Regions from separate parts of the Homo sapiens genome. Here regions 1, 2 and 4 are each linked to region 3. Evidence: chromatin contacts called from ENCODE Hi-C data. All regions are on one chromosome and are shown on one strand. Each heading gives the region's core, a stretch centred on a gene start or an enhancer-like site at or near the end of the contact. The rest is flanking DNA. Distances are from core to core; before and after follow the strand shown.

Region 1 (3,601 bases), core at 965-3,464, 4.4 Mb before region 3:
CCCTTCCTGGGAGTGGCCTGTGCTGTGGCCCCCACTGAGGCTCCCCATGCCAGCGCCAGCCTGAGTCTCGCTGCCCTGGACACCTCTACCCTCGACCTCTTTGACAACATTGCGCTCACCCCAGAGTGTGCCTCAATGCCATGGGACCCCTCCTCTGGTTCTGATGCTCCCCTGCCAGCGCCGGGTCTGTCCCATCGCGACCTGGGCCAGCTGGACCTGAGGCAGGTCCCACATTTCTGCGGCCCCCTGCCCCTTCCCCAGCATGCCCTGGGGGAAGAGGCTGATCTCGTGGCTCCCGACTGGGGTTGGGTGGACTGCTGGGAGGTGCCTCGTGCCTGGGATTCTCAGGGGATCCCCGAGGGTTGGGGGACCAGCTCCCCATGAGGCCAATCACAACCCAGCCCAGAACCCAGGACAAGCCAGAGGCCCCTCCACGACGGCTCTACAGCCCTCTCCAGGAGCCCCCAACCTGTCCACTCCCTTCCTGGCAGCCCCTGGGAAAATAAACCAACCCAGACCCCCACTTCAGACCACTGCCTCAGGGGTCTCCTCCTGGGCCCAGGGGCCCCACCTCCACCTCTTCTTGCTTTCCTGCCTTCCCCCTTCCTTCTGCCTAGCCCCATCTGGGCATCCACCCCTCACTCTCACCCAGGCTCACCTCTGCCTAATGTCTGCTCTCCTGTCATTTATTCCCAAAGATGTATCGAGCGCCTACTATGGGCCAGGCCCAGGTCTAGGACTTGAGGATTCAGCTGTGAACGAGGCAGACGGGACCCCTGCCTCAGGGAGCTCCCTGTTCTGTGTGCATGTGTGTGTTTTGGCGGGGAACAGACAATAAAAGAGTATATCCATGCATTTTTCAAAAAGCAAGATTCATTTCCAATTCAGATTGGAGTTAGTGCTGAAAAGAAAATAAAACACAAGGCCGGGTGCGGCGGCTCACACCTGTAATCGCAGCACTCTGGGAGGCCAAGGCAGGCGGATCACTTGAGCCCAGGAGTTCAAAACCAGCCTGGGCAACAGAGTGAGACCTCCATCTTTACAAAAAAATTAAAAAATTAGTCAGGTGTGGTGGCGCATACCTGTGGTCCCAGCTACTCAGGAGGCTGAGGTGGGAGGATCGCTTGAGCCCGGGAGGTTGAGGCTGCAGCAAGCTGTGATCGTACCATGGTACTCCAGCCTGGGTGATAGAGCAATTTTTTTCTTTTTTTTGATGTTTCAAAAAAATTAAAAACAGCGACCTGATGGAAGGGCTACCTGACACCAGGTGGTCAGGAAAGGCTTTGAAAGCCTGGAAGGTTGGGCCATGGGGAGTCCTAGGATTCCAGGCTGAGGCAGCACACGTGCAAAGGCCCTGCGGTGGGACATTGAGGGAAGAGCAAGAGGAGACCCCTGTGGCTGGAGCGGAGTGAGCAGGGGGAGTGGTGAGAGGCGAGGTCTGCACGGACCAGGAAGGCCGACCATGAATTGGGAGGAGTTTGGATTTATTCCAAGACAGATAGGAAATTCTCTCTTTCTCTCAACCTCCATTTCCAAGCACAGAGTCTAAATTATTCTAAACACCACCCGAGGAGGCAGGTGCTGTACAGATGGGGAAACTGAGGCAGCACAGAGCGCAAAGGACAGGGGGGCGTCAAATTCCTCACTTGATCGCTCCCTCAGCCAGCCCCTTCCTGGAAAGTGCTTGGGTATCTTTGTAAGCCTCCGTTTCTTGAGAGAGGGCCAGGTTTCGAACCGCAGACATGCCTCTACTCTAGGTAAGACCCCTCTCTCTCTCTCCCGGCCTCGGCGGTCTGCTCTGTGCAATGGGGCCGGCCGAGACGCCCTCTCTCCAGCCAGAGTCTGAGCCTTCGGAGACCACCGCGCGACTCCGCCCCGTCGGCCGCCACTCACGCCCTCTACGGCTCTCCATTGGCAGAACGACCTGCTGCCCCGCCCCCACGGCGCCTTTGCGAGCTAATCATTTTCTTGAGACTGACAGCCTTGCCGGCACCGCCCCCCCTGGGGCGGGAGCAAAGCAGCTGCATATGCGGATTGGTTGAGAGGCAGGGGGCGGGGTGAGTTGGTGAGCGCCGATTGCGGGCAGAGGCAGTGGCACATGCGGATTGGCCGGAGAGAGCGGCGAGGCAGAGCATGATGAGTGTCGATTGGACGGCTGGGCCCAAGTGGGCGGAAAACGGACGGTGCAGGGGGTGGGCCACGTGTCCAGCCCTAACGAAACGGTAACCAGCCCTGGGAAGCCCGCAAGAGGCCTCAGCGGTGGCCGTCCGAGAGCCGAGAGGTGAGGGTGCCCCCGCCTCACCTGCAGAGGGGCCGTTCCGGGCTCGAACCCGGCACCTTCCGGGTAAGTCCTCTCTCGCTGCTGGCGCTATTTGGAGACCGACCTTACCGCCTAGCAGATGGGGAAACTGAGGCTCTGCCTGGGCGTCCCGGGCCAAGGTCACAGGACCAGAAGGAGGACTCCACCTGGCCCCGCCAGAATTGGCTGGCCAGAGATTGGAAGCGTCCCCGGGTCGCGCCTGCCGCCTCTGTAACAGCGCTGGGGGGTGGGCAGGTTTAATCCCCATTTCTCCGACGAGAAAACTGAGGCTAAGACAAAGAGAAACTTGCCCAAGGTCACACAGCCAGGAAGTCCGGGCTCCAAGGCCGGGTTTCCGAGACCGGGTGGGGAAATCAACGGCCCTACCCCGCCCCCTGTTGCCGCCCACCTCCAGCCACGCCCCCTTTGGCCTTGGGTACCCTCCACCCAGGCTGAATCTCTCCTCGTTCCGCAGGACACGCCCAACCCTCTCCAGCCCAGACCTCCCCTTCACATCTCTCTCTCTCACACACCCACCCTCACCCCAATTTTTCATCTCCCAAAAACCAGTTCCCCTCCCCGGGATCCCCTATGAATCTTCAGATCATGCCCCTCGCTCGACCAGAAACTGGGGGCCTTTCTCCCCGACTTTCCCCACCGTCCCAGCTGCCCCTTCCTGACTCTCCCCTGTCCCACTGGGCCCCAGCGCCGACCTCCTGCTCTCTGGCCTTTTGCCTCCAGTTCAACCGCACGGCGGGGGCCTGAAGCCATCTTTGTATTTTGCATTTTGAACACTTTTTCTGGAATAATACCACAAACGCAGAAAATCGAACGGTTTGCAAATACACAGCTTAAATAAATATTTATAAAGGGAGCACCCTGGTGTAAACAAGTATCCAAAGAAAAAAGTCAAACATGCGCCACATCCCAGGATCTCCCGCCGTCGTCGTTTCCATCACTGTGGTCCAAGGGCAGTCACTGTCCTGGCTTCTGACGCCATAGATCAGTTTTGCCGGGTTTTGGCTTTATGCCAACCCTTTATTGTATATAGTATTGACTAGACAACTTGTTGCACATTGTCCAGAATTCAGAAGAAACAGAATAGGACCCAGTGAAAAGGCTCCTACAGACTTCCCCGGTGCCTGGTTCACCCGCCTGAGTCTCCCGTTTCTTGCTTGTTTGCCAGAGATAGCAGATATAGATATAGGCAACACAGACACATTTTCCTCTCCCTTTTTTCTTTGGCACAAAAAGGAGCATTCCATACACACTGTTCTGCTTCTTTTTCACTTCTCTCAAACA
Region 2 (3,416 bases), core at 240-2,739, 4.5 Mb before region 3:
GCCCCTCGAACACTGCCTGGTGCACAGTAAGCACTCAATAAACTTCACCAACGCCACCACCATCTTCCCGGCGCCCACTCAGATACTGGGAGCATGGGATTGGGGTGTAACGGAGGGGAAGGGGAGGCACAGGTGCAGCTGGAAGCAGGTGCTGCAGGTGCCCCCCTGCACCCCCCCCTCCCCTTTAACAGCCACATAGACTGCTGTCCAGAGAGGAGCAACCACCTTTCCATACGGTTCGCTCCCACGGGGTAGCCTAGTCTAGGAGTCTGGTCTTTGGAACGGTGGAAAGGGGGAGACTGGTCCCCCGACCCTCCCCGTCCCCTCGCCCCGGTACTGACGCGCCCATCGGCCCCCGAGCTGCGAAGCCCAAGCGCGGGGCGGGCCCTGCGGGGGCGACGGCCAATGAGCGGCGCCGGGTAAGCGGGCGGCGGGGGCTGCCAGGAAGGGGGTCTGCGCGCGCGCGCCCGGACGGCTTCGCGGGGCGCGAGCGCGGGAGCAGGAACAGGTGTTGGAGGCGCGCTCCGGGAGCGCGCGGCCCGGCCTCCCCTACCCCCACACCCCCCCTCCCGCCTGCGCCCCCCGCCTCTCGGGTACCTCATTTGCATGTCGCCGGGGCTCGCGAGTGTGCGCGCGCGCGGGGGCAACGGGGCCGGCGCGTGGGAAGGGGAGGGGGTGAGGGGGCCCTGCCCCTCGGCGGCGGCGAGGCGGGGGCGGCGGCGCGCGGTGCCGGCCCCGCCCCTCGGAGAAGCGCCGGGCCCCTCCCTTCCTGCCCTTCCCGCCCGCCTGCGCGCCCGCGGGAAACAAAGGGGACTCGCTGGGTCCTAACGACCGGTCGCGGCCACGCCCGGAAGCCGCGCCTGCGCACCGGCGGCCCTGGTGTGTCCCCAGTGGGAAATAACCCAGCACCACATCCCCAACCACCTCGAAACGCCTTTCCTCTCACAAAGCCCACAGTCGGGTGACCCAAAGACAGATACCGAATGATGAGGAGCGGGAAAATGGCTGCCCAGTGCCCGTAATTAACATGGCACCGGACAGGCTTCGAAGCCCATGGAGTGCTAAGTGGATAAGATGGTGCCGGTCTTTTCCAGCTCTGTATTGCAGTTGGCGCACTTCGCTTTCTTTTTTTTTCCCTAGTCCAACTGTACATCCTAATCGGAGGAGTCCGAGGCTGTGAAAAAGAAATAGTATCTGCTCTCATTTACGTTAGCATCGCCTAGTGTCGCCACGGAGAAGCCCCCTCGCTCTCAGCTCCTTGCCCTTAGTCTGTATGGCGCCGTGGGTGTCCCTAAGCCCCGCCCCTTCCCGCTGCCCTCACCCAAGATGGCGCGGGCCTGGCTTCTTCAACCTCCAGGGCTGGGAAAGGAAAGGGAAAGAGGGAGAAGGGCGGGGATGAGGAAGGGGAGCCAAGAGGGCGGGAGAAAGGGGGAGTACGGCGGGGGAAGGGAGCTGAGGCGGAAGTCGAGGGGCCCCCCGGGTGGAAGTGACGCTGCCCCCGCTGCCCAAAATGTCGGCGCCCAGAGGGAGGTGTAAGTAATTAAAGAGGAAAGCCGACGGACTTCCCCGGCCTCCCGGGGCCGCCCCGGGTCTCCAGGACCAACGCTCCGTACGAGCGAGGTGGACTCGCCTGGCCCCGGGGCCTGCCCGACCTGCCCCCCAACCGGGCGCCCAGGGCTGCACCTTTTAGGGGCAGGGGGAGGGGCACAAAAGGCCGGCTCTCGGGGCCTGGGGCCTGGAGCAGACTGGGCAAGTGGGGGGGCCCGCTCCTCAGGCTGCGGGGTGGAGGAGGAGGCGGGGCCTAGTGGCTGCTGGGGCGGAGCAAGGGCTGGGAGGAGCCTGAGTTGGGCGGAGCTTAGAGTGGAAGTGGGAGGGGCGTGGAGGAGGGAGAGTCTGGATAGAAAATGGGAGGGTCTTAGGCAAAGAGGTGGGGTTTGATAAAGGGGCGTGGCTCAGAAGGAATGGTGGGTAGGCCCTGGATTGAGGGGTGGAAGGAAACTCATTGAGGCTGGTTGGGTAAAGGGAGCCCAGGAAGCAGGAGGGAGGAGTTTAGAGTAGAAGGGATGGAGTTTGTCTGGGGTGTGGCTTAGAGAAGTAGGTAGGCCTAGTGAGGGGGGTGGAGTTTAAGGGTGTAATTTGGAGGGGTTTAATGCAACTATCAGGTCTTTATAATGAATGTGGAAAGGACTTGCAGGGGATGGGAATAGACTTCGTAGAGAAGGCCTGAGAAGGTGACGGGAGTCCAGTGGAGAGTCTTAGAAAGGATGTGGCTTCTTTAAAGGAAAAATTGGGTGGAGTTTTGGAAGTGGGTCTTAGTGGACCCGAGAGGGGCTTAGATAAGTCAAATAACTTAGCAATCATGGTAGGACTTAAGGAGGAATCCAGGAGGAACTTACGGGATAATAGTCATCCAAACAGCTTACTTGTTGCGTCTTTGCTGTGCACCAGCTTAAGTGGGCACGTAGCATTTATTGCCACAATTTTACTTAATTCTCGCCACCACTCCATGAGGTAGGTACTACTATTCCCATTTTACAGATGAAGAATTTTTATTATCTGATGTTACAGGAGTAATTCTGGTCTCCCTGCAAGGATGACTCCAGTGTGCTTAGCCCCAAATCTTTGCCCTCCCATTCGCTAAGTGGTCATCCTGGAAGAGGAGTGGGAGGAGCTTAGAGGGGAGTGGGAGGGCCTTTTGGAAGGAAAAGGGCTTGGCAAAGAATACAAGATCCTTAGGGAACATTGTGGGGGACTTTGAAGGGAGTAGGTGGGACTTAAGGAAGAGTGGGAGAGGCTTAAATTACAGTGGGAGGGGCACAGAGAGCAGTGGCCGCGCATTGGCGAAGAGCGAGGAGAGGCTTAAAAACACTCCGTGGAGTGAGGAGACTATGAAGTGATTAGGAAGATTTTGCCACAGGCGTGGAGCCGCGAGAGAAGGGTTTCTAAGAGAGTAGGAGGATTTTAAAGAACAATGAGAGTGGCTTAGAGAGGTGGGCAGTGGGAGGGTCTCCCAGGGGACAGGTGGTGGGTCTGGGAACCTGGGAGGAGAGAGCTGATGGGGAGCCGACCCCCTCACCTGCTCCTCTGTCTCCCCACTACTCCAGAGAGAGCCCCCACATACCACTGTATTCCCCGCCACCATGGATGACGTCCCCGCCCCAACCCCTGCACCAGCACCGCCCGCCGCTGCCGCCCCCAGGGTCCCGTTTCACTGCAGTGAATGTGGCAAGAGCTTCCGCTACCGCTCAGACCTGCGGCGCCACTTTGCCCGGCACACAGCGCTCAAGCCCCACGCATGTCCGCGCTGCGGCAAGGGTTTCAAGCACAGCTTCAACCTAGCCAACCACCTGCGCTCGCACACCGGGGAGCGGCCCTACCGCTGCTCTGCCTGCCCCAAGGGGTTCCGCGACTCCACC
Region 3 (3,206 bases), core at 333-2,832:
AACACTTCCATGTCAAGCTTTATCACTCCATATTGACTAAGTCCCTGTCTCCCCCACCAGGAGGACAGGGTGGTGGTGTAAGGGGTGGGGGATGCTCAGAGGACAGTAACCAAGTCTGATTCATTTGTGTCACCTAAACCTAGCCCAGGGGCAGCCTGGCACAAGGAGACCTCAGGAAATAAATTCAACAAATGAACCAACGCACACAGATGAACAGAACTGGCCCATGATAAGGCTTAAGAGTGACCTCACGGAGCTCATTTAATATGAAAGGAAGGCATCATGGTTTCCTGTTATGGGGGAAAAAAATGGGCTACAGGGTGCATGGGGTTCCTTCTCACGTCATCACCGGCCGTAGACCTACACATCCTGGGGCTCTCTGCACATCTCCACATCTCAGTCTAAGGCTCTGGTGGTCCCTTAATCTAGAGGATTTTTTTTTTTTTTTTGAGACAGAGTCTCACTCTGTGGCCAGGCTGGAGTGCAGTGGCGCGATCTCGGCTCACTGCAACCTCTGCCTTCTGGGTTCAAGCCATTCTCCTGCCTCAGCCTCCCGAGTAGCTGGGACTACAGGCGCGCACCACTACGCCCAGCTAATTTTTGTATTTTTAGTAGAGATGAGGTTTCACCATGTTGGCCAGGATGGTCTCCATCTTTTGACCTCGTGATCCACCCGCCTCGGCCTCCCAAAGTGCTGGGATTACAGGTGTAAGCCACCGCGCCGTCTAGAGGAATTTTGAGCCTCAGTTTTTTCGAGGACCTAGGTTTGGGGACCTGGATCTCAAGGGTCTCAGATATCTGAGTCCTTAAACTCCTTGTGCCCCGGTATTTGAGTCACCGGGGTCTTCAAGACCCTTGGGCCTTGTGGGGAGGGTGGAGGCCTCCAGATCCCTGTGTCTAGGGTGCAGACGGTTGTCTCCAGGTCTACTGGTTCTCTCAGGTGCTTTGGTGCCAGGGGTCTGCGTTTTTAACCCCCTTAGTCTCAAGGGTCTGAGTCTCTGAGCCTCTGGGCTCCTGGGTTAGGTGAGAAGGGTCTTTGGATCCTTCTGTTTAGAGTCTGGGTCTCCAGCACGCGCATCACGACAGCCCCCGCGTGCGCGCGGAGTTCCACTCCAATCCTCGAAGTCTGCTCTACGCATGCGCTATCTGCGCCTTTTACACTAGCGACCAACCCCTGCAGTTCCACCTTCAATTCCCACCCGCAACCCCGCCTCAAAGGGCAGAAATCATAGGCCCTGTAATCCCCTTAAAATCCTATAATAATCCCACAAAATCAGTTAATCAGAATACAACTACTTCGCCCATCCAGCAACCTGCCGGGTGACAGCGCGCTGCCATGACAACAGTACACGCAGCTCCGCCGCTCCCTGCGGCCGCGCGCAGGCGCAGAAAGTAAACGCGGGGGGAGGGGGAGCAGTGTATTTTGGGAGCGGCAGAAAGAGCAATGCAAGTGTTTCTGGGAGTTGTAGGCCAAGCGGGACCCCGGAGCCGTAGGCGCATCCAGCGGAAGTGTCGCATGGGCTTCTGGGAGTTCTAGGCAAGAAAGCCCCAAGACCTTATGGGAGTGGTAGTCTCGGAGTCACTTCCGGGCCAGGCTTCCGCGTGGTGGGCAGTGTGGGCATCCCAGCACTGAGTTCTGCCCGGGTGAGTATTTCCTCCTGCGGTGGGTCGGCATGTGGACTCCGGCTCTTTGTTGCGGTGCCGTGGGAGGGTTGAGGGTCTCTTCGAGCGTAAGGCCTCTGTGATTTCCCAGCGCCCGTGTCCCTGAGGCCTTGTAGCCAGGATTCCCACTTTGAACGCTGCGGTCCGGCCTGTCTCTTACCGGGCCACTCCCTTCCCCAAGACAGGATAAGACCATCTGCTTGCCCCCGCCCCTATGTTACTATCTGCCTGTCCCCGCCCCCATGCCACACATTATCTGTCCTTTTGACAAGGCTGCAATCCAGAGGCATCCCTGGGGTCCGCGGCCTCTCTTCTGGGAGCACTTATTATTCCCTCATCCTACAGATACTTACTGAGCACCGACTCTGCGCAGGGCGGCGGGAGCGAGGGCACCAGACCAACCCTGTCCCTGCCTTGAAGCAGAGAGACAGACCTGTCACCAGTGACAGCTAGTCAGGATCAGGGCAGCTCTGAGGGCCCTGGTGGAGGCGCTCGACTCAGTGACGAGGGTCCATAAAGTCTTTGAGGGAAGACGCTTAACATGCATGTCAAACCTGACGTGGCCAAATGGAATTCCTGGTCTTCTCACCTCACAAAATGGCCCCACCGTCCCTCCAATGCTCAGGCCAGAACCTCAAAGTTACCCTTCATCACTTTCTCTCGTCGTTGCCCCAGTCCCCACTCCAATCAGTCTTATACAAGTCCTGTGGGCTCCACCTTCAAAATAGATCCAAAATTTCACTTCTTCCCACCTCTACTGCCAGCACTCCTGTCTAGTGTGCTGACCTCCAGCCTTCTGTCCTTGTCCCTGACAACCAACAGTCCTCCCCACACAGCAGCCAAACGAATCCCACTTTTTTTATTTGAGACAAGGTCTCACTCTATCACCCACGCTGGAGTGCACTGGTGCGATCATGGCTCACTGCAGCCTTGACCTCCTGGGCTCAAGTGATCCTCCTGCCTTGGCTTCCTGAGTAGCTGGTACTACAGGCCTGTGCCACCAGGTGCAGCTAATTTATTTATTTATTTTTTTAGAGATGGGGTCTCGCTATGTTGACCAGTCTAGGAATCCTTTTAAAACATGCCAGATCATACCACTTTACTGTTCAAAAACCTCCCAAGGCTCCCATCTCCTCCTGAATAAACCTAAAATTCCACATCATGGCCTATGAGGCTCTGCTAACTTGTGCAGCCTTGTCCCCTGCGAGCGTCTCCCTTCCTCAGGACGTGGACCCCCCAGGACTGGGTGACTGTAGATTTAGGGGGTGAGGAGAGATGAGTCCAGGGTGACGTTACGTCCTGTCCTGCAGATGGGCTGGATGAAAGGTGGTGGCTGCTCTCAGAAGAGAGGGAACAGATGGGCAAGAACAGGTTTCTGCCTTTCGAGGAAGAAATAGGTTGTCTGGGCGCTTAGGGTCTGAACATCTTTAAGGTGCCCCAGCCATGTGGAGGACCAGCCAGGAGGGACATCTGAATATCATGATTCAGAGGCGCTCATAAGAATGGAAAGAAGCTGGGCACAGTGGCTTACGCCTGTAATCCCA
Region 4 (3,216 bases), core at 242-2,741, 4.3 Mb before region 3:
AGATGGGGTTTCACCATGTTGGCCAGGCTGGTCTCAAACTCCTGACCTCAGGTGATCTGCCAGCTTCAGCCTCCCAAAGTGCTGGGATTACAGGCGTGAGCTACCACGCCTGGCCTTGGCCATGTAGATTTCTTTCACACCTTCCTTATTCCTTCTTCAGAAGCTGAGGCCCCATGAGGGGAAGCTGGTAGCCAGGGGTCTTTTCAGGTACCTGTGGCCAAATTAGGCCCAGATGTTAATGCTCTCATCCATGGCTGAAAAAGGCCAAGAAACTAAGAAGAGCTGTGGACGCACAGACTGGCAGAGACACCGAGAGGGCACTGCGACCGCACTGCACAGATGAGCAAAGGAAGGCCAACTTCAGCATTCCCTCCTCCTCTCTAAGCCCCTCCAAAAGGCCTGCTCAGGGAGCTCTGGCCACCGTTCTCAAGCAATTGCCTGACGTTTTTACTGACACTGAGGGCTGGAGATGGTCCCTTTTCCAGGCAGCTATGTGTCCATTTCCTAGAGAGGGAAACTGAGTCCCAGAGAAGGCGGGTGTGGCTGGAGGCCATGGGTCAGTCATAGGCATAACCATGCCGTGAATAACCGTCTTGGCACTCTCTGACTTCTTTCCCTGGCAATACAACGGATCCCAGTGCCCATTTGTCACATAAGGAAACTGAGGCTGGCGTCTTCGATGAAGCCTGGCAGGAGTGGGGGTCACACACGGAGTGCAAGGCTGTCCAAGCCTTCAAGGTCATTCTGACTGATCTTTGAGCCTTAGCAATACAGGACGTGGGTCCAAGAGCATTTCCAGCACAAAATGGCGCCTCATAGAAAAATGTAGTCGGAGTTCCAGCGCCCACCTCCACCACGGCTCAAAGGAGGGGGCGCGGGCGGCAGCGCACACTTCATTTGCATATACAAAAATCAACGGATTTCGTTGGCTGGCAGCGGTTTGATCTGCACGAAACTGGGTCGCCCTCTGACCGGTCTCTATCAGTCATTGGCCCATGCGAGTCTCGTGACCCACCAGTCACTAAAGCGCATCCCTATTGGCCCGAGCGCCTTCCATCACGCGTTTAAAACCCCGAGTCCCGCCTCCCCTCGCCACGCTCCGGCCCCCAGGAAGACCGTTAGTCGCGTGCGCGACTTCCTCAGCGTCAGGGCGCGCCCGCGCGTATGCCGGGCCGTGGCGGCGTCTCATTCAAACGGTCCAATCAGCGGCCGCGTCGCCTTCCCCGTCCCCCTTCCTCTCTTCTTCCCCTTTTCAGCCCCTCCGTTCTTTGAGAACCCTCCCGACCCCCGCGGGCCCCCATTGGCCGGCCCGCTACCCAGCCCTCTCCGCCACTTCCCTCGCTTCTGACCATAGTTTGCGGGGAAGGGAGCGAGCGCGTCGAAAACCAAGGAACGTGCGCGCTGACGTCACGGTTGAGGCTCGGAGCTGAGGGGCCGCGGAGGGCGTGGCCTGCGGGCGGTTATAAAGAGGCAGTGGTGCGCGCGCGGCCGGCTCAGTGCTGCCGGGCACCGGGGCGGCGGGTTGGTCTACGCTGTGCGCGGCGGACGTCGGAGGCAGCGGGGAGCGGAGCGGGGCCGCCGGGGCCTCTCCAGGGCCGCAGCGGCAGCAGTTGGGCCCCCCGCCCCGGCCGGCGGACCGAAGAACGCAGGAAGGGGGCCGGGGGGACCCGCCCCCGGCCGGCCGCAGCCATGGTGAGCACGGGCGATGAGGCCCATGAAGGTGGTCGGGGGTGTCCCTGAGGGAGGAGGTGGAGTCTCAGGGGCCTCCGACGGGCGGCCTTGAGGGGTTTGAGGGCCAGCCTGGGGGTCCCTGACCCGGGATGGGCCCGAGGGCCTTCCCGCAGGCGGAGCAGGAGCTCGGGCGGCCCGCAGTCTCCCTGGCGGCGAGGGCTCCGGGCGCTTTGCGGCCCGCCCATGGGTGTTACCAGGAGCAAGGACGCCCCGCCGCCATCTCCAGACCTGAGCCGGGGTTTCAAGGATGCTCTAACCAAAAATTAGTGGAGAAGGGGGAGAGAGTAGATCTCTGGCCTACGTGGAACCACTGGGGACCAAGCAGGGTTAGGAGCGGGCTTTGGGGGGGGGGTTCTGGGGTGGGTGGAGTTATCTGCAAGCCCCCCCGTGAACCCGCCCCCATTTCTGTTGGAAACTCTGCCTGGGCTGATGGCCTGAAGCATCCTGGGTGAGGGTCTGGGAGTTCAAGGGTGATTGACAGCCTGGGGCCACTGAGTCAAGACTTGGGCAGTCTCAGCATCTTTAGGCCCTGCGGGAAGCCCAGCTCTTAACACTCGCTCACCCTGCTCTCCCATCCGTGCCCAGAACTCCAACGTGGAGAACCTACCCCCGCACATCATCCGCCTGGTGTACAAGGAGGTGACGACACTGACCGCAGACCCACCCGATGGCATCAAGGTCTTTCCCAACGAGGAGGACCTCACCGACCTCCAGGTCACCATCGAGGGCCCTGGTGAGTTTGGAAGGAAAAAGAGAAGGGGCTGCTGCTTAGATCCTCCATCACCCTGCTCTAGATCACCCTAGCGGGAAGTACCCATTACAGGCTGGCCTCGTGTCAGGTGTTGGGATGCATTGGTGGACAGGGCAGGACGCCACAAATGACAATTATGTACTCTTTTCCCACAAGGGTTGAGAAATATCTGGTCATTGAGTTAGTATATCATGGGACGGTACTCTAGATTTGAAGCAAGGCTTTCAGACATGGCTTCCCTGGACCTGAGGGTGGGTAGGAATTAAGTAGGAATGGGAAGAGAGCTCCAGGTGGTGGGAATGGTGTCAGCAAGGGCCTGGGAGGGTGGGCCAGGTGATCTCAAACTCCATCCTGCTGTGAGTGTCAGGGATGAGGAAACAAGCCAGATGCAGATCGTGGGGAGACGGGTCATGAATGATTTGCGGGTCACATGATTTGCGGAGTGATTTAGAATACTGTTTCATGCAGGCTACATTTCTGTTATCACCAGAATTCCTACAAAGTCAGGATTTGAGCAGAGCCTGTGAAGGAATGGTCTAGTCCACGGTGGTGATGGTGGTAGGTGGTCAGGAAAGACCTGGCAGCGGTGACAGTTGAGGTCCTTCATGCCTTGCTGCAGAGGGCGCGGGATCATGACAATAGGAAGGCTCCAGAAAGGCCCTTGGGCAGGTGGAGCTGGGCGCTTGGTAAAAACACATGAAGAAAGTTGATGATGAAGCTGCCAAGCTCTTTTA

What was found. Hi-C counts contacts between places; a loop is a spot of excess contacts on that map. Pooled maps may share reads with other maps.
Region 1: a pooled map shows a loop between it and region 3 (13-fold over the local background). The contact joins the promoter of ISOC2 here to the promoter of CTU1 in region 3. A Hi-C loop is called at or near these places in 5 of 50 pooled maps.
Region 2: a loop to region 3 is called in a pooled map, with 14 times the contacts of the local background. The contact joins the promoter of FIZ1 here to the promoter of CTU1 in region 3. A Hi-C loop is called at or near these places in 6 of 50 pooled maps.
Region 4: a map of CD8-positive, alpha-beta T cell shows a loop between it and region 3 (14-fold over the local background). The contact joins the promoter of UBE2S here to the promoter of CTU1 in region 3. A Hi-C loop is called at or near these places in 1 of 168 maps with a recorded cell type or tissue (CD8-positive, alpha-beta T cell) and 5 of 50 pooled maps.

What each region holds. Positions count from the first base shown.
Region 1 is chr19:55,460,255-55,463,855 of GRCh38, reverse strand. It overlaps ISOC2 (isochorismatase domain containing 2), which reads left to right and starts at 2,214. Exons shown (of 6, transcript NM_001136201.2): 1 at 2,214-2,344. C19orf85 (chromosome 19 open reading frame 85) reads left to right here. Exons shown (of 2, transcript NM_001386794.1): 2 at 1-855. The coding sequence ends at 384. RefSeq lists an enhancer at 107-829.
Region 2 is chr19:55,597,590-55,601,005 of GRCh38, reverse strand. It overlaps FIZ1 (FLT3 interacting zinc finger 1), which reads left to right and starts at 1,489. Exons shown (of 3, transcript NM_032836.3): 1 at 1,489-1,532; 2 at 3,105-3,416. The coding sequence starts at 3,141. It overlaps ZNF524 (zinc finger protein 524), which reads right to left and starts at 718. Exons shown (of 2, transcript NM_153219.4): 1 at 598-718. RefSeq lists silencers at 213-762, 1,473-1,892 and enhancers at 370-1,243, 1,244-2,118.
Region 3 is chr19:51,106,785-51,109,990 of GRCh38, reverse strand. CTU1 (cytosolic thiouridylase subunit 1) reads left to right here and starts at 1,582. Exons shown (of 3, transcript NM_145232.4): 1 at 1,582-1,644. RefSeq lists an enhancer at 1,287-1,616.
Region 4 is chr19:55,406,063-55,409,278 of GRCh38, reverse strand. It overlaps UBE2S (ubiquitin conjugating enzyme E2 S), which reads left to right and starts at 1,491. Exons shown (of 4, transcript NM_014501.3): 1 at 1,491-1,692; 2 at 2,317-2,464. The coding sequence starts at 1,690. It overlaps LOC105372462 (a long non-coding RNA gene), which reads right to left and starts at 1,134. Exons shown (of 3, transcript XR_936075.3): 1 at 1-1,134. RefSeq lists enhancers at 733-842, 864-1,158, 1,515-2,028 and silencers at 1,263-1,312, 1,323-1,382, 1,393-1,862.